5 separate regions of the Mus musculus genome follow, and all the other regions are linked to region 1. Evidence: chromatin loops called from intact Hi-C (ENCODE). Cell type or tissue: heart. All regions are shown on one strand. Each heading gives the region's core, and the rest is flanking DNA. Links, peaks and the distances in the headings are about the cores only.

The links. A loop is a pair of places that touch in the nucleus more often than their neighbours do. Peaks named below come from ENCODE experiments on the same cell type or tissue, not always from the same donor. Only the 100,000 strongest peaks of a DNase experiment are listed, where the experiment ranks them.
Region 2: a loop joins it to region 1, with 2.3 times the contacts of the local background. A loop is called at or near these places in 6 of 42 quality-filtered maps.
Region 3: it touches region 1 in a loop (4-fold over the local background); 21 of 42 quality-filtered maps call a loop at or near these places.
Region 4: it touches region 1 in a loop (2.2-fold over the local background); 6 of 42 quality-filtered maps call a loop at or near these places.
Region 5: a loop joins it to region 1, with 5 times the contacts of the local background. A loop is called at or near these places in 8 of 42 quality-filtered maps.

What each region holds. Positions count from the first base shown.
Region 1 is chr6:108,424,763-108,429,521 of GRCm38, reverse strand. All of the region lies in intron 40 of Itpr1 (inositol 1,4,5-trisphosphate receptor 1), which reads right to left. Among named protein-coding and RNA genes, the nearest start is that of Gm35165, 45 kb to the left of the region's middle. In heart, for the core only: a CTCF peak has its summit at 2,635; DNase peaks (open chromatin) are centred at 2,551 and 4,311; H3K27ac peaks cover 446 bases.
Region 2 is chr6:108,490,375-108,495,133 of GRCm38, reverse strand. It overlaps Itpr1 (inositol 1,4,5-trisphosphate receptor 1), which reads right to left. Exons shown (of 62, transcript NM_010585.5): 52 at 1,241-1,433. Among named protein-coding and RNA genes, the nearest start is that of Mir7661, 3.0 kb to the right of the region's middle. In heart, for the core only: no CTCF peak of the experiment used is centred there; no DNase peak of the experiment used is centred there; H3K27ac peaks cover 1,307 bases.
Region 3 is chr6:108,656,675-108,661,433 of GRCm38, reverse strand. Bhlhe40 (basic helix-loop-helix family, member e40) reads right to left here and starts at 805. Exons shown (of 5, transcript NM_011498.4): 1 at 442-805; 2 at 204-273. The coding sequence starts at 521. It overlaps 0610040F04Rik (RIKEN cDNA 0610040F04 gene), which reads left to right and starts at 500. Exons shown (of 7, transcript NR_104577.1): 1 at 500-617. In heart, for the core only: a CTCF peak has its summit at 2,084; DNase peaks (open chromatin) are centred at 973, 1,493, 1,913, 2,543 and 1 weaker place; H3K4me3 peaks cover 3,060 bases; H3K27ac peaks cover 3,041 bases.
Region 4 is chr6:108,507,502-108,512,260 of GRCm38, reverse strand. Itpr1 (inositol 1,4,5-trisphosphate receptor 1) reads right to left here. Exons shown (of 62, transcript NM_010585.5): 55 at 1,402-1,566. Among named protein-coding and RNA genes, the nearest start is that of Mir7661, 20 kb to the right of the region's middle. In heart, for the core only: no CTCF peak of the experiment used is centred there; a DNase peak (open chromatin) is centred at 2,040.
Region 5 is chr6:108,567,560-108,572,318 of GRCm38, reverse strand. No RefSeq gene overlaps it. Among named protein-coding and RNA genes, the nearest start is that of Gm44040, 34 kb to the right of the region's middle. In heart, for the core only: a CTCF peak has its summit at 2,436; DNase peaks (open chromatin) are centred at 1,228, 1,818 and 2,628; H3K4me3 peaks cover 1,296 bases; H3K27ac peaks cover 1,632 bases.

The sequences.
Region 1 (4,759 bases), core at 441-4,440:
CCTGCCCACACGTGCTCACATGTGCTAGAGCGGCCAGAGACAGAGATGAACGTCATGCCTTCTACCATGTGTGTTGGCCAGGCTCCACGGGCATGTCCGTCAGGTGCATTCTATAGGATAACAACAGAAGGATTACAGGCAGGGATTTCCTGCAGGAACCCAAGCAGCTATCGTCAGTCCCTTGCCAACACCAAAGCTAAGGGAAAGGAAGAAGACAGAGCCGGAACTGGTGTGTCGTGCTCTGTTCATTTGTTTAATTCTCCACTCTGCCTCAGCTCTCTTTGCCCAGAGAAGCACGTTCGATTCTGCAGACGCCATCAGATGTGCAGTCTTTATTTCTTAATGTGAGATCCCATGTTTTCCATGTTTCTCCCACCGAACTTCACCCTGTATTTCCTCCCTAGATGACTACTGTGCTTGGTTTAAAGTCTGATTGTTAAAATGAAATATAAGCCAATTAGCTTTTTTTTTTTTTTTAGTTTTTCCCTGAAAGTCCTATGAAGCCTTTTTTGGACCCTAGAGGCTGCTTTGAGGCCTCATGAATTAGTATTTAGAAGGACAAGTTTTAGCATGTTTTTACTGGTGGATTACCATGGACAAGTGAGAGCACTGGCTGGCGCCATGTGACGAGGCCCTCTGGGAAGCCTTTTTGGTCACCAGAGTACCGCTTTGGGCTTCCACCTCCTCACGTGTCCGCAGAAACTGGAGCATTATCGTGATTCCGTCCAGCTGACATATCAAATAACGAAAGGTCTACTGACAGTAAACTTTACTTTTAAGCATCTAACGGCCAAGTTCTACTTGATTTTGGACATGGCAGAGACCTGGCCAAATGAGGATATAATTAGAACACCAAGCAACATCCTACACCTTCTTCATCTCCATCAGCACTTCCTTCCCCAGTGAAGGAAGTCACGGTTTCTTAGGGGATAAGCTGCTTTTAAGGAAGTAAGCTGCAATTCTGATAAGCATAAAAGCAAAGTATGCATGTCCCAAGAATAGCTATGTAAATAGAAGATATGATGCCAATATAAGTGAAGAGTAGGCTTTGATAAATAAATTTAGTTCCTCAGAAGTAGTAGTTGTTTGTTGTTATTATTATTATTATTATTTACTTTACTTGAATGGTGATGTTCCAGTGAACATTTTAAGTAATAACATTTTAAGATCTATATATTCTAGGTCTTATTTCTCCCTCATCATACATGCTGCTGACATCTCTAATCACAGCTGGTCGGTGGATGATGAACACGTCTAGTTATGAATCTGAAAACTGAGTACTGCCCCAGACTGCTTCATCATATTGCCCCTTTGATTAAAAGTTTCCCCAGAACTCTCAAAGATGTTCAGCAAAACATAATTTCGTAGAAACAAAGATCCAAATGAGTAACAAACATTTAAGAATAACTTAAACAGTAACTCAAGTTTCTGAGCCCTCAATGTCCTTGTTGGATGAGGCCAATAATCAAGGTATTATAACTGTGATGTCAACCAAGTAACGTGATATGTGCATAGAAGATGCCTGTGGGCTTGCTTCATATAAACAAGGCACCCTATTTCTTATGGAGGGATGCACATCTGTTATCACTCTTTGAACTTCTTAAAGAAAAGATACCTATATATGTCCTAGGTTACTCCTGGTGCTTTCGAGTCAGCAACCCTCCCGACCCCGTCTCTCTCTCTCTATCCAGCCCTTTTATATGAGTCTATTATAGGACCAGCACACAGTATGGCTGTGAATAGGCTTTGCTTTCTTCTGCCCTTAACCGGAATCCCTCTCTGGCCTCTGAGCATCCACCATTTTCTCTTCAATATAATGTCCACTTATGGACCATCTTGGCAGTAGTTGGACACAAGTCAAGACATGTATGATAGGCTCATATATCAGTACATCAAAAATAATTTATCATTTCTGGTTCCCTAAATCAGCACTCCGTTGCTTCTCAATCTACTTATAACCCTGGGAAAAGGAAACAAAACAAGAGTGAATGGGCTAGCAAGTCAGGGTCCATCTTTTATCAGACTTTGAAACCTCTTCATTGAGAGAAAAGAAATCTTTAAAAAAAAAAACCCAAACCAAAGATGGAAGGTTTTTTTTTTTTCTGAATTTAAATGGACAATTTTAAATATTCACATCTACAAATACAATTCTCATTTTAACTGCATTTGCTTTTAGAAATAAGGATAAGTTAAAAATTAAATGGCTCCACCCATGAACTTTGATGCATATCTTACAGAGAGGATTCATCAGAACTCAGTAGTGTGGTCCGTTAGTTAAAAAATGCAAACTGGCATGACGCAACTACACAACTTCAGTCATTCTGGAATAATCTCAGAAACAATAACAAAGAGAGTCCAAAGATTTGAAAAGGCCCTCAGCAGACTCCGCAGTGGCTTCTGTGTGCTGACAGCAGAGCTTGCTCTGTGGTTGCCAGTGTCTAACAGTAAACAGTCCTGCTGCACTTATTGGCAATTACTGCTGAAGGTCGCACATCAGCAGTGAGCTTAAATTCCAGGAAAAAAAGAAAGGGCTTATGTAACGGCTGCCTGAGGGTTGGCAGGTTCCCAACTCAGCAGTTTGCAGCAATGTAAGAAAGTAGGACGCCTCCACCGGGTCGGACGTCATGAGCGCGCCCCCTGAAGGTGAAAACTAGCAATTCCTAAGCGGCTGTCTGCACCCCTACCCCCACTCCCACCCTTCACATCCTGAATATTACAGACATTTTTGTCTGTGGCATCACTAGCTTGTAGGGGAGAGAAGTTTAGGTCACAATAAATAAAATCAGGCTACAGCTACTCTGGGTGACAAGGATATCTGTTGTGTTGTTTTGTTTTTTTTTTTCAATACAGGAAAGCAAAGTTGCAGTTGCCTGCTGTCACCAGGGTGACAGTAATTCAGTGAGGATGTCATATTAAGTGAAGAGGAATGGGCATGTCTGTTGAACTACAGCACACACTTTTAAAACACACAACTTAGTATCAAGGACAAAAATGAGGAAACCTAGATGGCCCACCCCATCATCCACTACTGCTGCCTAAACCCCAAGTATGTTCTTAAAAGGCATGGCACTTCCTAGTTTAGAAAAGTAGGTCCTGCCTTGAGGTTCCCCACTGCATTCTTGCCTGACCTCTGAAGTGACTACTTGCCCTTCTGACATATCGAGAAAGCCCCAGATAACATTTCCCCACAATTCCATGTATTTCTATCATGCTGCATGACAGGCTGGGGTAACTTTTCCATTAATTTGTATGGTCTCTAGCAGAGTCTCCAGCACGGCAGATACTATGTTTTTGGAGGCACATTGTATCAAACCCTTAACATAGTACCTGGAACCTAACAGATGCTTCCAGTGATAGAAATCAGGATCTTTAACATCAGCTGATGTCCATTTATGGCCAGTGAGGGAGCTTTCTGTATCTTGATCTTTATCTGCGGCTCCCTCTGTATAGTTACCCCTGGCAACTGTCAGAACCATAGGATACCAATACTCTGTGGCCCTGGCCCTTCTGATAACTGACTGGCCTTTGTCATCAGTCCAAGATTTTGGGGGGATGTATAGTCCCAAGCACACAAATGTAGCAATCCATGAAGCTTCACACACACAGTGCAGGTAGTTTTTCTATCCCCACCCCACCCTCACCCCCGCATCCACCCCTAGTTTGTTTCTCCTATCTCCAGTGAACAAGATCAAGTCGGGGTAAAGATAGAGACTGCCTCTCTTGCCAAGAAGCAAACACAAACACCGACACCCTCCTGTTCCTGGTGTCAATTAAAATTTTATTCTAGAGGGCAGCTGGGAAGAGCCTGTACATGCATGCTCTTTATGAGAAGTTTGTGCCTCTACCCTTACTTTAGCGTCTTGCCCAAAGTCCTGATGTTCATGCAGGAGGTCTTTCCCTCTCTCCCAAGTTGTTTGCAGCCATCTATTCCCCGAGATACTCAACTGTCCTTATCGTCATCAAAAGGCAGTGGCTCTTCCGCAATGAGAAATTGGAGGGACCATGCATGCTTACTATTTGCCCCACTGCCACCACCATGATCACTCGGGACAGAAGCCTTCAGTGTTAGGTGTGAGGCTCGTCCCTACCCAGATCCTTTGCTGTCAGGAGCTCTCATTAAACTTCTGTAGAAGCACAGCTGTGGACTACAGCTTCCCCAAGAACACACTGGTAGAAGGTTGCGGGGGGGGGGCGGGGGGGGATTGTACCACAGGGAGCTGTGATAGTTTCCAGAATGGGCTGATAATAAAGGCCAATCAGTCACCTCTGAGAAGAGGGCCAGAGCCAATAGCCTGAGGGACCAGGGACAGGGTGTTGGTGTCCCTGGGTTCTGACGGTTGCCAGGGGTAACTACGCAGAGGGGAGCCACAGTTGCTTCCTCAGGGAATTTTCAAAGAATCTAAGCGCCTGCCAGAACATTCTTCTTTTATAAACAGACAGTATTCTATTTCCTAGAGTATAATTATAAACACACCTGCTCCAACTGTGGAATCTTTCCATAAGCAAGCAATAAACTCCCAGCCAGGAGAACCAAGTAGTATCCTGAGCAAGCAAACACATCAACTGATTTACTATGGTGCAAACAGTGTATTAATAATGCTACACAGACCACAGTGGAGGGGGGGGGGTTCCTTTCCCTGACTTAATCTGTACTTAAGCAAATAGAAATTCAACCTCAATAGCCCAGGGGGAGAAGTTTATAGGGAGGCATTTATAACTCAAGGAAGAAACAAGAGTATTGAAGGGTGTCAGCATACTA
Region 2 (4,759 bases), core at 286-4,285, 66 kb before region 1:
CGTCTAATGAGTACATCTCTCCCCTTCTAAAGACTTGCTTTGTTTAATTCACTTATTGTTTTTCCATTTTTCTCTTAGTCTATAGCTTTGAAGGCAATTAAAAATTTTTAGATGACAAGTATTGTTGTCTTTAAACTTCCCTAAAACAAACACTATTTTTCAAAAGCCAGGAAGATTGAAACCAGAGAAGGCATTAGCTATAATTTACTAAAAATCTTGGAACAATGAGGCAGCCTCTCTGGGAGAAAATGAATCTTGCCTACCCACCGGCTCCCAGAGGGTCTGGAGATGGGTACGCTGCCTGCCTGTGTCCACAGAAGCAGTGGATGGTGGAGGTAAAATAGAGAGCACTTCTCCCCCTCCTCGGTGCTGAGGACCTGCGACTCCTCTCATTGCAGGAGAGCAAGGGAAGCAAGGAGGAAGGCAGAAGGTAAGCCTGGTGAGGATGGCAGGCCTGGCTCTGCCCCAAGCGGTCCCGGAAACTGCTCTCTCTTACCCTGGCCGCACCCTGCAGAAAGTCTCAAAGATCTCAACTAGAGCCTGGCTTTAAAATTGAAAAAAAAAAAAAAATCCTGGCTCCCAACTCACACACAAATAAAGCACGGTCCTTTAAAGTTGGTCACAACAGCTGCTGCCAAGTACACTGCTGGTGCTGAAGGATCACATTAAAAACGCTAATGAAAACTGGGAGTCCAGAAGCCCTCTGGGGGAAGCGCTATAAATGTGCCTTAGACAAGTAATCTTCATTTGACTTGGCTGGCTTTGTCATGGGACCTGCTGGTGAGCCACGCTGTATCTTAGATGGCAAACAACTGTACTGCCTATAAAATGACTGGGAGTTCTGACCCTGAGCTACTCCATCAGAGGGAAGAGAGAGAGTCTCAGGAACAGGTGTGCCAGTCTGCCCTCTCAGCCCGAGGGAACCATCCAGGGCAGGAAAAGGCCTGGGCTTTTCTCTGTCTAATTAGTTTCCATAGGGAAACACCTAAATTACAGGCACGCTAAGCCATCCACGAAGCTCCTAGGCCAATCGAATCAAATGCTGTGTGAATGTAGTCCATTTAGGGCCCTTAGATTGAACCTGGATATTAAGATACCAAAGTTCTCTGCATTCAAAGGGGCACACCAACACCAACCGTTCCTGACTCGCTTGTCCTTGGAGGTGCACGCACTCCCCTGGGCAGGTGTGAAGCCTCAGAGCTGTACATTCCCAGAGCGTGTCCAACGCGCTGTGACTCACCTCGAAGTTTCTTCTGCCAGTTCATCTCGTTAAAGAGGTCCTCGGAGCGCAGGAAGAAGTCATTGATCTTGCTACCTTGCTCATCCCGCTCTGTGGTGTAATATATTCGAAGTTTCGATTCCTTAGTCAGGAATTCACAGATGCTGGGCACAGGGAAGACGATCTGTTCCATTGTCCGGTCCAGTCTGACAATCTAGGGTTAACATGGAGGGTAAGCGGCTATTCTCAAAGTCTTTTACACACACTCTTTTTCTTTGCTATTGGCAGTGAACTCTGATTTCAAGGCTCAGGATAATATGAATCTGTCTGATTTGAGAGCCCTTAACTGTGTGCATTTGTGCATGCACACTCCCAACATAAAAGTTTTGTAAAGTCTGTATGAATTTGCTTAACCTCATGCTCCATTCATTTAAATATGAAAATATGATCAACCTCCCCCCTTAACATCTTAATCCTCCTTCACTTTTTTTTTGTTTTTGTTTTTTGGTTTTTTTTGTTTTGGTTTGTTTTTCGAGACAGGGTTTCTCTGTGTAACCCTGGCTGTCCCGGAACTCACTCTGTAGACCAGGCTGGCCTCGAATTCAGAAATCCACCTGCCTCTGCCTCCTGAGTGCTGGGATTAAAGCCATGAGTCACCACGCCTGGCTTGCTCCTCCACTTTTAAATACTGGTTTTAATCTTATGACTGTAGCATGGAATTTCTTTTAAAAAAATAATCATTAATAAAAAAATAATCACTAGAATTAAAAAAAGTATTATAGTTACAACTCTACATACTCCCAAGGTACTTTAAAATGATGCTGTCTTGAGACTGTAGATAAACAATGTACAACCATGACTACACATTGCTGAAGTGCTTGTCAACAAACAACTGATAAGCTTAAAGACAACCAGCTCAATTTCACAAGCTGACAAGCTCAGCCAAGCTAAAACTCAGCAGCAATAGACACCAACACTGCAGAGTGTAAAAACTAGTTGATCAAAATGAACAGATGGGAAACCCATTTCTCATTTTCCTTTAGATATGATCAGCTTTCATCTGGAACAATTTATACTGTGCTTCAGAACATTCAGCAGAGGCTGGTACTGTACAATGGAACTTTCTATAATGATAGGGCAGTTCTTGGTGTGTCCACGAGGACAGCCACTAGTCACAGAGGCCACCAAGCACGAGGCACATGCAGTTACCGCAAATGAGCAACAGAATAATTGCTTGCATCTAATTTTGATTTAACAGGCACAGCTTGATGGCTATCATGCTAGATAGGGCAATGCTGGGTCATAGTATACGCCTCACCCACTATTCTTTCTCAGATAGCAAAACTGGGTTAACTCTGAATAAGATCTTTTAGAGCAGACCTTTGCTTTTCTACCACAGTTGCAATGACTTCTTACATCTTGTCATAATGTCTAGAATGCATGACATCTGAACCAATATGCCCACTGCCTCTGGGAGGACATCAGTGTTCCTTAAACTGGCTTTGTGCTGCAGCAGGGGTGGGTGGCTGCAGGTTTGTTCCATTTCCTCCTTAGATGGGCTCCATCTCCAGAGTAGCCTGTTTCCAATTTTAGGACACAGTATTAAGTCACAGTTTCAAGGGCAGAGAGTTCTAAAAGGTCACAGGCAGCAGTACACCAGAGACATGGCCTCTTGGCCTTTCTGCATTCTTCTCCAGAAGCTGAGGAGGTCAGGTGAAGCCCAGGGCTGACGCCCTTGACAGGAAGAGCTTGCTCCCTCTCTCAATACCTTTGTTCCCTGATGGGGCAAGAAAGATGACTCAGGCCCAGTTGGAGTGGGAAACTCTTATGGAGGTCAGACAGGTTCTCACAGCTCTGACTGCATTAAGTACAGAGGAAAATGGTCTTTATACCAGGGCCTTCTGAATCTATCTAGAGCTCAGGTTTTGGGGTGTGGGGGGCTCAGAATCACTCTGCTGTTAGAATGGTTTTGGTTCAAAGCCAACCTGGTTTAACTGGAAGTGTAGCGTGTGGTTAATCCCTAGAACCTGCCTGGGACACAGGCTCAAGGGCCTATTCCATATGTTTGTTATGAAGTGGCTACCTGCTTCACAGACTAGCATTAGGACCCAAGCACAGAAGAGGTATGCAGCTGGCTTCATGAGGAAAAGGGAAGGAAGAGGGAGACTTCTGGCAAGAATTGCATTCCATGGCTGAAGAGTGAAGAGTCCAGAGTCTGTTAGCAAAGCCCAAGCAGCTACGCCACAGTACCTCGGATCTGCACAGTACCTCAGATCTGCATACATAGCCCTCGGGGGAATCAAAGGGAGGGTCCTGGCAAGGCAAGGACTGGATTCTGAGGCTAGAACAGTTTTTAAAATTTCCTTATTTGGGTAGATTTAGCGGTGGGTGGGAATCAGGAGGACAGAATAGCATTCCTTCTCTATCCCTAGTAGTAAGACACTTTGTTCATGCCTTTTCTCTCGGTCAGGCTTCAGTCTTCTCTCAACTGGGCCAGAGAGTTGAACAATACCTCCTGATTCTATTCATCTTTAACGTTCTCCACTGCCATGCTTATCTCCTGAAGGATGAAGAAGACAGAGCTAGCTGGCCTTCTGGCTAAGCTTCTGGCCAGAATCAATAATTCCAGACTATACATTTGGCCTGGCTGACTGAGTTGGTCAAACGAAGCATTTCATCAGGGTGGCCTGGAGAGCTGAGACAGCAGGTAAGAAGAGACTCCCAAGAGCCTCCATCCTGAAGGTGTCATTGCACCCAACCAGTCCCTTAGGTCTACAGAATCCCTCTACAGACAATGATGATAAATCCATTAGCAAAACAAGGTACAATATCCTGACTATCTAGACCCTGGAGTCAGACATGTTTCTTTTCAGATTCTAAAAGACAATGCAGGTGACATAAAAGATCAGGGGTGGGACAGCCTGGGATTCATACTCTAGCTGTGAGCCTGAGAGTGAGAGAAGTCAGCATCCTCACTGAGCGTTATGGAAGAGCTGCTTCTGCACTCTCCAGGTAGAGATGATGTTATGCCGTGGAGCTGGTCACTGAGTGTTTTGTCCTGTTAGGATGCATAGAGGATGGTGGGGTTTCTGTGGGAGAAATGCTGGCAATTCCACTGCTCTGAGAATGAAGTGCAGACGTCTTTCCAGGACAGTGTGTACGTGATTTCCTCTCTTGACGTGCACATTTTTCACACTGATTCACTCCCTTCCAGTCAGCATGCCTTCTCCTGAGTGCCCCTTACCTCGTCGTTCGTTCCTTGTAGGGACCAGGAAAGCTCCTCCCTCTGGGAGCTGCTCGGTTCAGTCCTGTGTTCTTTCACTCTGTCTCTGGATTCCATTCCTTCTGAACAGACCTCCTATAATCTACAGGTCCCTCTGCTAGACTTCATGTGCATGTATGTTCCTATGTGCGGGTGGGTACTGGTGTACATACATAGAGAGAGGTCAGAGCCAACCCTTGGTGCCTATCAATCATCAGGCACTTTCTCCACCCTGTCCCTTTTTGGAGGCAGTTCTCCCTCCAAAATTGACGGACCTG
Region 3 (4,759 bases), core at 397-4,396, 230 kb before region 1:
GTAGCAGGGGGGAAAAATTCTGCGAGGGCGCAGAGACGCACCCAGATTCACCTTCTCTGCCCCTTCTTTCCCAAGTCACTCATTTGTGGCAATGAGCTCATCTCATCTTGAACCCCCCAGCCAACCTTGAAACAAGCAAACTTTTCTTGGAAACTCAGCGCACACGAGGGGCTAAGGAATGAGGTTCCCAGGGATGCACCTACCTTGCTGTCTTCGCTCCGTTTTATTCCCCGCCTGGACTTGTACACTTGGTACATGTGGGCAAAATCCATCCTGCAGGGAGAGAGGTCAGAAAAAGCCGTGACTCCCGAGTGCGTACTAGCTGCAGGAGCCCTAGACGTGAAAGAAGCCCCCTATACTCTCAGAGATGCCCCAAGTTGAGAGTGTCGCGGAACACAAGGTTAGGAGTGGAGACTTGAAGGGATCACAGCACACACTTACCCTGACAGGTCTCCGTGCTCCAGCCCTGGAGCTTTGGGCAGGCAGGTAGGAGGTGGTTGCGCGCTGGGGATCCGTTCCATGATGCGGCGAGCAGGGGCCACTGTGCGCTCCTGTCTGCACTTAGTAGAGTCTGAGAAAGGGCTGCCCTGGAAGGGAGGATCCGAGGGTCTCAAGAGGTATGTTCCTATGAGCTAGCCTGAGCTTCCTTGCAATGCGCTGGGATGCCAGGAGCAGCGGCTTTGAGGTGTCGCTTCAGTTGGGGGCGTGCATGGCCGGGTGTCCCCACGGCTTCTGGCTCCCGCTCTGCACACAGACTGGCGGTGTGTGCTCGCTGCGCTGTCTGCGCCGTGCGAGCCAAGTGAATGAGAAGTGGGGCGGGCGGAGAGGCGGGAGGGAAGGGGGGGTTGCTCAGGGCGGAGCGGGCGGGGCGGGGGGGGGGGAGTTGCTGGAGGGGACGAGCCGAGGAGTAAGGAGAGGCTGCGGGCTGGGTTAAATGGGAGCGAGTGGGTGGGTAGAAGCTACGTGTTCTACCCTGTGACTCCAAGCACGTCTGGCCGCTGCCGGGGAGGGAAGGAGCGACCTGCCCGCCCTCCCCCGGCTTCATCACATGAGCCTCACGTGTTGGACAACGCTCTGGCGGCTGCGAAGTGCCCCCCCCCCCTCCAAACCTCGGGCCCCCAGGTGTCTGCGGCTGCGGCCTCCTTTCCCCGAAAGAGGGGGTGGCAGCGCAGCCAGAGTCCTGCCCAGCTGGGTGGGGGGCACGGAAGCTGGAAGGAACCGGGGAGCTGGAGGGGGGGGGGGAAGAGTTGGTAACGTGGGCGAACCTGCCCCAGGGAAATGAAGTAAGTTCCCGTCTCCTGGGAGGGAACGGGGGAGGACGGATTCCGCCCGCGTCTGACTCAAGCCGGGAGAGGAATATCCCCTTGGTCGCTCCAGCCCAGCCTTCTTCCTCCTCCCCCGCCTGGCCCGCTCCTAGGAACCGGTGCGCAGCTGAGGGAGTCGTCGGCCCCCCTTAGCCTTCTCCAGAGGCTGGGGTTTCTTTCCGTCCTGGCTTCCCAGCCCCCCCCCCCCCCCCCCCCCCAGCGCTCAGCCTCAGTGTCCAGGAATTGCCCGCCTTGGGGAGGGACCGAGGGCGGGGCGGATGTCACCCCATGGGAAGCGGGCTGGTGGCCAGGAGCTAGGGCAGCCGAGGCCGCCGCCGAGCACGCCGCGCGCACCTGACCGTGGACCGTGTGAGCCGTGCCGACCCCCTCCCCCCACCCCCACCCCGGACTCTCCCGGGAGCTCAGGTCCCAGGCGCAGCCTGCGGGTGGCCTGGCACCCGACTGGCGCGCACCCATCTCCTCCCGCCTTTCAGGGTGCCTCACTGCCCCCACCCACCCTGGCTAGTCAAGCACAGAAAGATACCGGGCACAGTGCCCGGCGTTCCCTCCCTCCTCTGCCCCCTCCGATGCAGAGGCGTCCGGGTCGCCTCCCCTCCGGCTGCAGCGTTACACAACCGCGGCGACGGCGCCTGCCCTGCAGCAGCGCGGGGCGTGACGCTTCACGTGGCCCGGACGCGGGCCGGAGCTCGGCTCACTTGCAAGCCTCTCCGCGCTGGCTTCCAAGCCTAGACCCCCGCGCACCGGGCTGCAAGGGATCTGCATGGGATCCCGCTGCTAACCAGGAACTTGGGTGGCGCTGTTTGCAGTCTATTCCAGGACAGGAGAGAGAGAGGAGAAAGCAGGACCCCCCCCCCCGCCCGGGTCCCTCCTCCCGCCCCATCCTCTTGGTTGATCACAGTGAAATCTCCACATTTATGCAGCACAAGTTCACTGAGCCCTTTACCCAGTCGAGCTCGCGGCTGGAGACAGTGGAGGTGGCAAACACGGATTTTGACCTTGAATTTACAAGGACCTTTGGGAAGGAGCCAACGAGGCCAACCAGAAGACCGCCTTCAGCAGAAAGTCTAACAGGGCCACTGGCAGGGAATATAAGATGAGAAAGTTTTCATTTAATACTAACCAAGAGGTTTAGGTAGTAGGGGTTAACCCACAGGCCGGTGCGCGGGGCACAAAGGGGCAGCACCAGGGGCCCCAGCTCTCTTCAATCTCGCGGAGGCCGCCCGGCCCCACCCCCACCGACCTGCATTGGAAAAATCTGGTCTCTTTGACCTTCTAACAGCCCGGAGCTGGGAAAGCATCTGAAACGCAGAACCTGCGGCGCTGTGAGCGGCGCTGACACACAGCAAGGGGCCAGTGGAAATTCATGACTAAAATAAGGCCTGGCTGGGGATTTCACTGACCTCTGCGCTCCCCTGCCCTGCAAGTTCGGAGAGTTGAGAGATGACTGTTAACCTTCCCTACCGTGCTTAGGGTCAGTCAACCCGCTGCGGAGTGACCTGGCTGGGAAATTGGGGGAAAATGAGGTCACTGCTAGAACTGGGCGCAGTTTGGTGGGTCAGTCGTCATTGTCAGTGTTCTGACGACCTGGAGGACTGGGATTCGCATGTTGATCAAACTGGGAGTGCATTTCCTTCAGGTCGCTCAAGCTTCTACTTCCTGTTTATGTTTCACAAGCGTCAAACCCATTAGTAAGTGTGAGAAATGATTGCTTTTCTAACTGTTCACTGGCTGACCTCACTTTGGGGCTTAGAGATCCATCCCTCCTCCCCAGACAGACATAGTTTGGCTGACAGGTTATAATCAATCTCCCTGGAGGGAATGAATGCTCCCACCTTCCTGCCAGGAGGTGAGCAGCAGGACCAGAGGTTTGGATGTGTCCTGGCACTCTTGAGGTAGGGTGGGAGTGAGGAAGGGCTGCCACCTTCCTGTGACTCTAAGGGGGAAGCGTTGTCATGGTTGCGCCAAAACTACAGTTCCACTAGGAAATACCCTCTGTCAGAGAAAGGAGGATATGTCCTCTCTTGTGTCCCCGGCCCCTTCCCCCCAGGAGTTAATCTCTGCAATTTTGCCTGCATGGTTCATGGTTCAGGAAAATAACATCCTTAAAATCATTTAATCAGTAACTTTCCATCGTTACTTGCTCTGTAGCTGTAAATAACAAAATATGTAAATTGTTCAATTAAAAAAAAATTTTTTTAAGTTATTTACAAGCTCCCTACATCAGGTAGGCGTTGATCTCGAAATCCTCCTGCCTCAGCTTCCTGAGTTCTGAACATTGTAGACATAAACTAATTCCTACTTTTTATTTGTTCCAAATATACTCCCAGGCTTTAACATTATCCCTATCTGGCTGTATCTGGATTTCTTCTTTTTTTTTAAATTTGTAAAAAGAAGGGAGGGGGAAAGGAAGAAAGGAAGACAGGCAGGCAGGCAAGCAAACAAAATAACTTGTGTGTTATTTAGGGGCTATTGTAGCTCAGTTGATAGAGTTGCCTGCCTGCCTGCCTGCCTGCCTGCCTGCCTGCCTGCCTGCCTGCCTGCCTGCTCTCTTGTTTGCTTGCCATGCATTAAAGCCTGAGTTCTGTCCCCAACAGAGCATAAAACTGGGAGTGGCGTCACCATTTGCCTTTAATGTCAGCAATGTGGAGGTAAAATCGGGGGGAATCATAAAAAATATTTTTATATGTTACATATATATACATATATAGATATCATTTAATTAAAAGTTAATAGAAAGTTAGCTTGGGCTAATGACACCCTGTTGTAAAAAAGAAATCCCAATTTGGGATTTCTACCTTGCCTTATTCCATTTAGTTCCCAGATAAGAGACACACAGAACTTTCAAGCCTTAGTCAGTGCTAGAGCTGGGCAGATACCTACCCTCTATGTTATTAGAATCTGCTTTCCTACCGATAGCCCCTGGCTACTACTTTGTTGCATCTGGACAGCTCTTAGCTCTACTTGGCCAGCCTGCAGGGCCCCATTTCATGGCTCACCTAACCCATGGCCACTTCTCCCTTCTCTCCTCCTCCAAACCCGGATTGGGATTAAATTTTTCTACAACAAGACCATGTCTCAAAAAGTGATACAAAGGAGAAATCTGTTGGTTTTCCCCTGTATAAATTGCAAATATTTGAAAAATAATTTCTCTAGTAGGTACCTTTCCATCCTGAAGGGTATTACAGTCACCTGCTTTAAAAAAAAAAAAAAAAAACTGAGACAGTCTAGTAAGAAAGGAAAAAGCATTCCCAAGGGTGGGGTAGGGCTGGTGAGCTGAGAAGACCAGATGTTAAAAATCTTTATGGATGCTTGTTTAGTTGTGTGATAATTCTCAGGCTATAGGCTAAGAACTTGGCATATGTTGCTACCATCTTACAAGGCTGATTAGTGCTAGCCCAACTCATATAACACATGTATTCATTGAGAGAATTCCT
Region 4 (4,759 bases), core at 538-4,537, 83 kb before region 1:
AACAAAACAAACGAATAAACAACAACCAGGGACCCAAGAGACAATCCCTGCCCTCTGCCACTCTCCCCAGGGAGGACTGGAGTGTGCTGCACTGGTGGATGTGGGTCTCCTTGACTCACGGGCTAAACTCTGTCCAGGGATGCTCATGCACGACACAGAACAGTTCCAGAACAGACTCCAGGATGGCTCTAAAGATTTCTGATGCAGAATGACCAAAATAGGCCACATAATAGCGCTCACAAGTACATCCTGCCACCCCTTTGCTTAAAAGCTCAAAGTACAGCCAGCCAGATTCTGAAACTAGAGAAAATAAACCATTCCGCTTAGCCCGCCAACATCTCTCACTAATGGAATGAGCTAATCCTGGTGAATTCTTTATCTATTTTTTTTTTTTTTTTTTTTTTTTTTTTTTGTGGCATCGAGAACAGAGGATGATAAAGATAAGACTAGGGAGCTGTCCCATGGCAATGCTTGCTTAGGATGCTGACATGAACAGTTACATGTGATCCATACAGTATCCCTGCGAGGAAAACCTTCTTCTCAACTTGGAAGGAAGGAAGGAAGGAAGGAAGGAAACTGAGACAGACAAAAGCAGCTTAGAAACCATACATGGGTTTTCCTTAAGGACGTTTCACAATCCCTATTGTCTAAATCCTTTCATTCCTTTCCTTTCCTTTCCTTTCCTTCCATTTCCCTACCCCCCCTCTCTTATTTTTAGCCCTTGGATATTTTTTTTGATCTTCATATTTTTATATTTCTTGTGTTTGCACCATAAAAGTTTATGCTTCTTGCCATGTTATGTAGGTGCACTGAAATTTCTTATCCCCAATTTTATAGATCTAGGTTTCTTTTGACTTTGGCACAGAAAATCATTATTTGGTTTATAACTTAATCTGCTCCCAAGAAAGGGACAGAACCAACTCACCAACTGTCAAGGTCTTAACAACTTGGCTCTATGGGAACAAAATCACTTTTACTTAGCAAGCTCACTGTCCTGGGTCCTGGGCTTTGCAAGTTGCTCTTACTTTGGTCCTGACATGTTTGCCTTGAGAAACAGATTGCAGAGGACTGTAGGTGACTGTGTCAAACATATGCCTCTTGGCAAGTGCTTCCCAAGTGAGAGAAATGGACACATATATAGGAAACATCTGAACTGCAGAGGCACCTCCTCCATGAGTGGAAACTACAGATGTGCCACATACAGGACATGATGAGATCCTGCACTGCCAGGTTCCCTGGAGCTGCCCTGTTTCCTATGTCATTTTCCTCTCAGATCCTCCCAAGATCGGATGCAGTTGGAGCTTGATATTATAGAACCAGGCCCAGTAGCTGTGATTAGAAGGTGGGGGGTCTGTGATAAGAGATGACACAGTTCTCCACATGTGAACCCCTGGTACTCACCAGCAAGCTATAGAAGAACTCATGTACGAAGAGGCCCATGGCACAGATGAGTAGATACAGCAAATGATAGAGGAACTCCACATCCAGAACCATGGCCCGGTAGCCTCTGGTGAAGGTCCCACAGTTGCCCACAAAGCTCATCAGGAAGATGATTTTATTGCAGACCTGAGAACAGACGGTGGTGGGAAGAGTCAGATGGCAGAGACCATGCTCAACTAGGCGTGAGAACCTGAGAGGAGCCTTAGCACCGAGTGCCCACCAAGCTCTCTCAGAACTGTCCTGGGACTCCAAGTCATTCCAGTACTTTGCTTTTCAGGCATAATACAAATTACACAGTAGTCAAATCATTTCAAGTGCACCAGCAATCAAGCAGCACTTGTGTACGGCAAAAACAAAATTAACACATACTGAAATGATGGTTTTCGAAATGAACCATTTCTAACATTCTTGTATGAGTCAGTCAGATACAGAAGTCACCCGTCTCTGTGAACTCTGCGATCAGCATGCTTAAAGCTCGTTATCTAAGCTGGCTCCATTCCAGACACTACAGGGGCTGAGCTTAGTGAGAAGTGGACACGGCTCAACTTTCTTGGCTTCTGCAGTCACAAGTAAGATGAACATTTTCTTAAGAAACAAAAACAGGGTTTTGCCAGGATGAGCTCTTTGTCCTGTACTTCTTTCAGGGAACGATTTCTGACCTTCCCATGGGGGATCCACCCCTTTTCAAGAACCAGTTCCCGAGGTCGGGAAGGAGCTTCATCTGGCCAATCACAACATTATATTCTTCTGGATATAATAATTGTTCAAGGATTGTCATGTGACCAAATGAGCCAATAAAACCCAGGAGGCATTTTTTTCTCCCCTGGGATTATAGCAAAAGACAATTTTGTTTTTTTTCTACTTACCTTGAACCTGAAGGGAATATGAGTTTAGGGCTACTGTCCTCTTCTTACCCCACCGTGGGTCATAAAATCACAAACATTCAGTAGACACAGAGCCAAACTAAGGGACAAAAGAATTGGGCCCCGATGCCACTGCCTAAGCCCCCATATTCAGCTATACCTGAAGCCAGGTTCTTGCTTTCTATGTCAAAATGAACCAATGCATTTCCACTCTGCTTCATCTAGCGTGGGTTTCCTGACACCCACTATTGAAGGGTCCCTGACTTACCTACTAGATAATACATTTGTATGTGAACATATACCCCATGCCTGGAAATCCATCTCCATTAACAGGCTGACAGAAAAGCTAGAAAGAACACTCTGAATGCACTTGGGGAAACCATCTTCTGCTTCTCTAGTTCCCTTGGCACCAGGCACACAGACATCCTGCCAGCTAAGCTGCAGGCCAGTGTAAGCCAACTCCTTGACAATCAGATAAGGGAGGACACCAACACGGACAGAGAACCTCCAGCTTTCTCAAGCACCCTCAACATACAATCGGCCAGGTTTCCCCTGAGTTCTGACCCTGTGGGTGAGATTTCCTTACAGGGTAGCAGAGCATGACTGACTCTGGATGGAGGTTTAGAGAGAGGGGTTTGGAGAAACGAGAGATGATCATAGTCCAGTTGACACCACAGAACCTCCTACACACCCAAGTTCTAAAAATCTGAACAGGCCAACAGTCCACTTCAGCCTACTTGATCTCCTCTTTAACATTCACTGCCGCTCCAGCAAGTATCTCCTGTTTGTAGACTCAGTCTATTGCCCCTATTCCACACTGACTGTTTGACCAGCTTTTGATCTAGCTTCCTGCCCTACCTCTAAGGGATGCTGTCAGTATATACCATGTCTTATGTTCTGAGCACATCCATCTGGCTTCCTCTAGCAGGAGACTGGTGAGCCTGTCCTAACCCTAACCTCAGTGAGTCATCCTTTGGATAGCACCCTAGCCTCTTCCCCTAGCCTTCACCTGTTTGTTCAGCCACTCTTACTTATCCCATACACACCAAATAGTATATCTTGCTAAAACAAAACAAAACTCTAAGTGACTATTTATGATAGCTGTCCTGGCCTCCTCAGCTAATGTATTAAAAATAGCAATTGTCTAACTTGAGTCTTCCTTGAAAATGGTCTTTGTCAAAGATGTGTTGTCTGTGGAATGATCAAAGGACAGAACAAAAAGAAACAAATAGTCACACATTCTGAGGAACTAATTAATACCTTTTCTTTCCATCCATCTGTCCTGTCTGTCATCTGATTATCCTGTGTTCCCTCTGAAACAACTTCTCAGAGCACACAAAACCTATGCCACCGTCTCTAGAACTCTCTCTCTCTCTCTTTGCCATTGTGCCCATGCTTTGACAATTGTCAGAGCTAATAGTAATGGCATGTCGTGCCACCTCAGGCATTATAAGTGAACAATGTGAATGCATTGTTGCATCATTTCATTTTAGACGGAGGCCATAGTATTGCCCCAGCCACCCATGATTGGAAACTTAGTGTTAAATTTATATTTTTTACACTAGGGAGATGGCTCAGTTGTAAACATGCTTCCCATGTAAGCCTGAGTTTGATCACCAGAACCCATGTTAAAAAAAAAAAAAAATCCTTGTGTGGTGGTGTATGCTTGCTATCTCCATACAGGGGAGGCAGTGGGGAGGCAGTGACAGGGAAGCCTTGGTGCTTTTGAACCTAGCCAACTCAGCAAGCCTTAAGCCAGTGAGAGACCTGTCTCAAATAAGAAGGTGGATGGCTCCTGAGTAAAGACACTAAAGTTGACATTTGGCCTGCATACACACTGGCACAAACACAAGTACACACGTGAACCCCAGCCTCCAGACCCAGGTGGCTTGAATGAAAATAGCCCCCACACCCCAGGTTCGTGTGTTTCTATACTTGACCCCAGTTGGTAGACTAATTGGGAAAGATCAGGAAGTGTGACCTTGTTGGAAGAAGTTCGTCACATGGTGGTGGGCTGGGGGTGGGGAGAGGAGCTGAGGTTTCAAAAGACAAGAGCCATTCACAGTTTGCTCTCTCTGCCTCCTGCTTGTTCAAGATATGAACTCTCAGATATTCCTGCTGCCAAGCCTTTGGTTCCCCCATTAATTGACTTCAGCCCCCTGAAAGTCCAATTAAATGCTTTATAAATTGCCTTTGTCTTGGCATTTTGTCACAGCAACAGAAAGGCAACTAATACACAAAATAAATTTATTCCTTTCATTGTCCACCCAGTTAAGACAATACTTCTTTGCTTGAAGAAAAAGACCTCCTCATTGTTTGCTCTGCCTTTTTGCCTACCCCATGGTGTTCTTTCCTTCACCACTGAGACACCTGCAGCTTGTTTCTTATGTCTACACTATGACTCAGCCTTACCACACCTGATCAAAAGCACTGGCAGAGCCCCAAGGGCCTCTCTG
Region 5 (4,759 bases), core at 355-4,354, 140 kb before region 1:
AATAAATAAAATATCCAATTTAAAAAATTTTTTAAAAGGAAGTGAGGGATGGTGGTACGTAGCTTACATTTTGGTGGCATGTATAAGGGCTTAAGACTTAGGTTTACTCTCCTGTTTTATTTGTTTGTTTATTTAAGGAAGAAAATGAAATGTGGGGTTATGTGTACCCACATATAAAAATATTGTCCAGAAATTGACAACCAAGCAAAACTTTATGCTACCTAGCGAGATAAAAGTGGGACACTTGTTCATCTAAATCCTTTCCCAGGAACGCCCCACCTTACTAAATGCCATTGGTCGGGTTCAAAATAATGTTAAAAACAAAAAAGTGGGGTGTGGTGGCTCACATCTGTAACTCCAGCCCTATGCACTTGGGAGCTGGAGGCAAGGGGGGTCAGAAGTTTATAGTCAGTCTAAGCCTGGACTACGTGAGATCATGCAAGACGCAAACCAGGGAAAACGTGCTTTTCTCAAGGAACTGGCTTTATTGAGTGTCCGTGGACTAAGAACGCACCATGTGGCTAAGATAGGGATTTTGAAAAATCAATGCAGTCTGGCGGCTTCTGGAAGCTGCAGGAATATACCTTAAGTTAGGTGTTGAAGTAAGAGGAGAAGTGTTGGTGTTCTGACTCTGCAGGAGCCTGGCTTATGAGGCAACAGGCCTAATAGACTCACAGGAAGCTTGGATAGGTGGCCCCCACACAATGGATGGATGCCCATGATTACTGCCTGCCTTGTGCTGAGAAGTCACAGGAATTTTGATAACCGCGACTTAAGAGTGTTTGCATGCAGCCATAAAGTGGGAGACTTTAGCAGGTCCTGGTGACTTCCCTCACAGGACTCCCACGGGGCAATGTGTGTGCAGCTTTTGACACCCACTTCCTTTTCTGCAGAAACGCCCTCTCTTCTAATGTTGCCGACCTAGACACCCCCTCCTTTCTACCAGAGCTAGCTGCCTTTGCTGCTGCCTCAACCGCACCCACGGACTTCCTCAAATCCCTACAGCCCACACTGGAGCTTACTTTGCTGGATCTGGATCAGAACAGGGGTCTCGGAGTGCTGCGGGGGTGGGAGGGTGGGGGACGCCCTGGAGGGCGTGGCGAAGACGAAGCCCCGCCCTGAGATTTGAGCTGGCTGCTCTGCAGAGGTCCACGTGAGCTGTTCCCCTGCTTGCCCTTGGCAGTTCGCAGACGGGTGCAGCGGGGCTGGGGCGAGGGAGTGCCTGGGAACAGTCTGTGTGCTCCTGGCGCTGTGCCTTGCAGCTGGCGGGAGGGTGGGGTCGCCCTGCCCTGCTGGGAGCTGCTGACCGGAAAGCTGGTTGGGGATGGGAGCCCCTTGGTTCCCCCACTCCTGCTCAGAGTCTGGGGACCTTGAACGTGAGGTAGACAGGCTCTGGATAGAATTACCATTTGGACCACAGAAAGACTCAAAGGCACTTTTCTGTCTGCCCCCCTGCCCTGTGACCTTTGCTAAGTCATTTGATCTGGGGCTTCAGTTTCCCCAATTGTCCTGAGGAGTTGAGGCTTGAAAGTGGCCAGGGAGGACACAACATGTCATGTCACATTACATTCAAAACATGTCTAGTGAGTATTTAGGATGTTCATCCATGCCCTCCCTCATCCCGGGGTTCTGGTGCCTAGCGCCAGCACTGTGCCAGTTAGGTGCTGAGGATCCAGACTGGGCAATGAGGCCAGTTTGGTCTCAGCTTCCTCACCCAGCTACAAATTGGCTTCAAAGGTCATGAGAAAAGGCGAGGCCTATGACGTACTTCCTGTAGTCCCTGGCACAAAATGGGCTCCTAACCCAAGCAACTGGCTTCCGGCTGTACAGAGGGTTTGGAGACAGCTGTTCCTATGAGACTGGCCTGGTCTGGAGAAGTGGAAACAGACCTTGCAAGCTGGGTGTGCACAGCGCCGAGCAGGGCTCAGTTTCCACGTTGCTGGCTAGCCAAGAAGGAATGCAATTACTCAGTAAGCACACTCCCATTGATCCCTGCCTTAGCAAAAGCGTCTCAGCGTTGCTGTCAAATTTCCAATCCAACCCCTGTTAAAAAAAAGAAAAGAAAAAAAAGAGAAAAAGAAAGAAAGGAAGGAAGGAAGGAAGGAAGGAAGGAAGAAAGAAAGAAAGAAAGAAAGAAAGAAAGAAAGAAAGAAAGAAAGCCCAACGAACGGTTCATGGACGTTTCCCCCCTGAATTCACACTTTCTAATGAATAAGAAGAAAACAAGATTGGCCTACATCAGAGGTGATTTGTGTATCAGGATGAAATTACAAGCATTTAATGGCAGAGTTGGTAAAAAAAAAAAAAAAAAAAAAAAAAAAAAAAACAACACATAGTCTTCATCCGTCACTGTGGCTCTCAGCTCTAAGTCTGGAAACTAGTCATACTTTGTGCCTTAGGGATAATATAAAAAAATACTGCTGCCCCTGCTGCCGCTAGGTGGTCCTCAACAGCTGTTTCTGTTTTGATGCTATAGACTCCTGTTGTGACCTTAGTTTCACCTTTTTCCTGCCAGTAGCCACTGTAAGGTCCTGTTGCTACAAGAATTAAGGGAAAACCCATTAGCAATGAGTTATAACCACACCCCTGACTTCTGCAGAATGTTGAGTAAATCAAACTTCTGTTCTTTCTGGAAAAAACCTGCAGCTGAAACTGGGATCAGGGCTAAAGAAACCCAGCTGGATTCCGTGTCTGCCTGCCCCTGGCAGTTTCTGTTATGATCTGTTTATCATACAACATTTTTTTTTTTTTTTGAGGATGTGACTAGCTTTTCTAAGTCTAAGATGATGACATCCACTGTGGGAGGCCTCACGCCTAAAAGACACAGGAACAGCCCATTAATCCTGACCCCTCTGCTCAACGCTTGTTGAAGTCAGTGGTCTGTTCACACGTATTAACAGTTCTCAGAAAACAGTAGCTATTGGCTAGTGTTATCTATGAATAGTAACTTAAAGATGAATAAAACATGAAGAATTTCTGGGCTCAACACTTTCAATTAGCCCCACCCCCTTTTTTTTTATTTCAATCTTTTAAAAAGTTGGTGAGTTTAGATGATAATGTCTATGACTCTTAAGATTGCTATAAAAGGCTGGGCGTGGTGGCGCATGCCTTTAATCCCAGCACTCCGGAGGCAGAGGCAGGCAGATTTCTGAGTTCAAGGCCAGCCTGGTCTACAAAGTGAGTTCCAGGACAGCCAGGGCTATACAGAGAAACCCTGTCTTGAAAAAACAAACAAACAAACAAACAAACAAACAAAAACAAACAAACAAAAAGATCCAATTGTCTGTCTTTGAACTCGTTTTAGTCCACCAATTTTTTTAAAAGCATGAGTATACACTATGCTACATCAATATAGCATTATTATCAATATTCATTGAGATTGTTCTATATATGCGCTTAGTGTATGAATGTGTGTGATAGTTCTATATGTATCTATACATTCACATCAGTGATATGTTTATATATAGCTACATCTATATATCAGTATCAATCACTCAGCATTGATGGGCTTGCCCCCTCCCACCTGCCCCCATTTCCTGCTTTCTGTAGTTTTGGGGATTGAACCCGGGACCCTGTTTATTCTGTGCTAGTATTTGACCACTGAACCACCCCATTACCGTTTTTAAAAGATGTTTTTTTTTTTCCTGTAAAATTATGCTTACCACCTTGTGCTTGTATTAAAGCCAGGGACTTACTTCTTGGGCAAGTACTCTATCACTGAGCTGTAAGTCTTGGTAATTTGTAATGTTCAAGAAACACAATTTACCTTTTTTTTCTTTAAAGGAAATCTGACAATGTTTGGGGGGTTTACAAAAAAGTATAATTTGTTTATTTGAATAAGAGGATGGAGAGTTTTAATTTAAAGCATAGCAACCCTTGAGGAGCTGCTCATAAAATTGGTATCAGATGATGACAGTTTTTAAACAAGGGTTTTTAGATTTCAGAAAATGAAACGTAATTTATGGTTTATCTTCTACTGTAAATAAATTTGAACGGATAGGAAGTTACATTAACATGAACACGGATGGGTAAAAGACATTAAGTGGGGTTTCGGCTAAATGGATCTAACAGTGACTTTCAGCACCAGGGGTTTATGTATGTAAGTGTGGTTGGGTATCACTGCTCAGTTTACAAAAATCCAGCTCCTCTGTTCCCCATCTAGTTCTCCTGAGTTAGTTTGATTTGGGTATTGCTTAATCCATTTAAGAAACAAGAAAAAAAATATGACAGGGTGGAAGGAAGTATCCAAGTATTCTGAGTCTAGTTACTGTAGTGTCCCCACGACAGGAAGGCACTGGGGACACTAAGCACACTCTCAGCAGAGCTCTGATACTGCCGTGTCAGTCTGCCAGGAGGAGAATCATGACTTTTCCACGGGCTTCTTCTTTCTGCTCTTTAACCCTTTCTAGGACAGAAGAAAAATGAACAAGCTAGAAATCACTCACTGATCACATCCCAGTGCTGGGAAGAGAGAACAGAGAAGATGGAGGAGAGAGTACAATCCTGTGGGAGATGTAGAGAAAGGAAAGCAATCATGGAGTGTTTAGTGTCAAAGGGGAAGGGGGCACTATGTGACATGTCAGAGGAGAAAAGCCACTGAGATCTAGAGGAAACAGAGTTGGTAAGGGAGACAGCAAGAGATGGGTATTCTAAGGAGAGAACAGCAGGGAAAAGACACCTGGGAAAAGAGTGCTTGTTCTGCCAGCGTTGGGATGTACAGTGTTGGTTATCGCAGGTGTGTGTGTGAGAAGTTCACAGT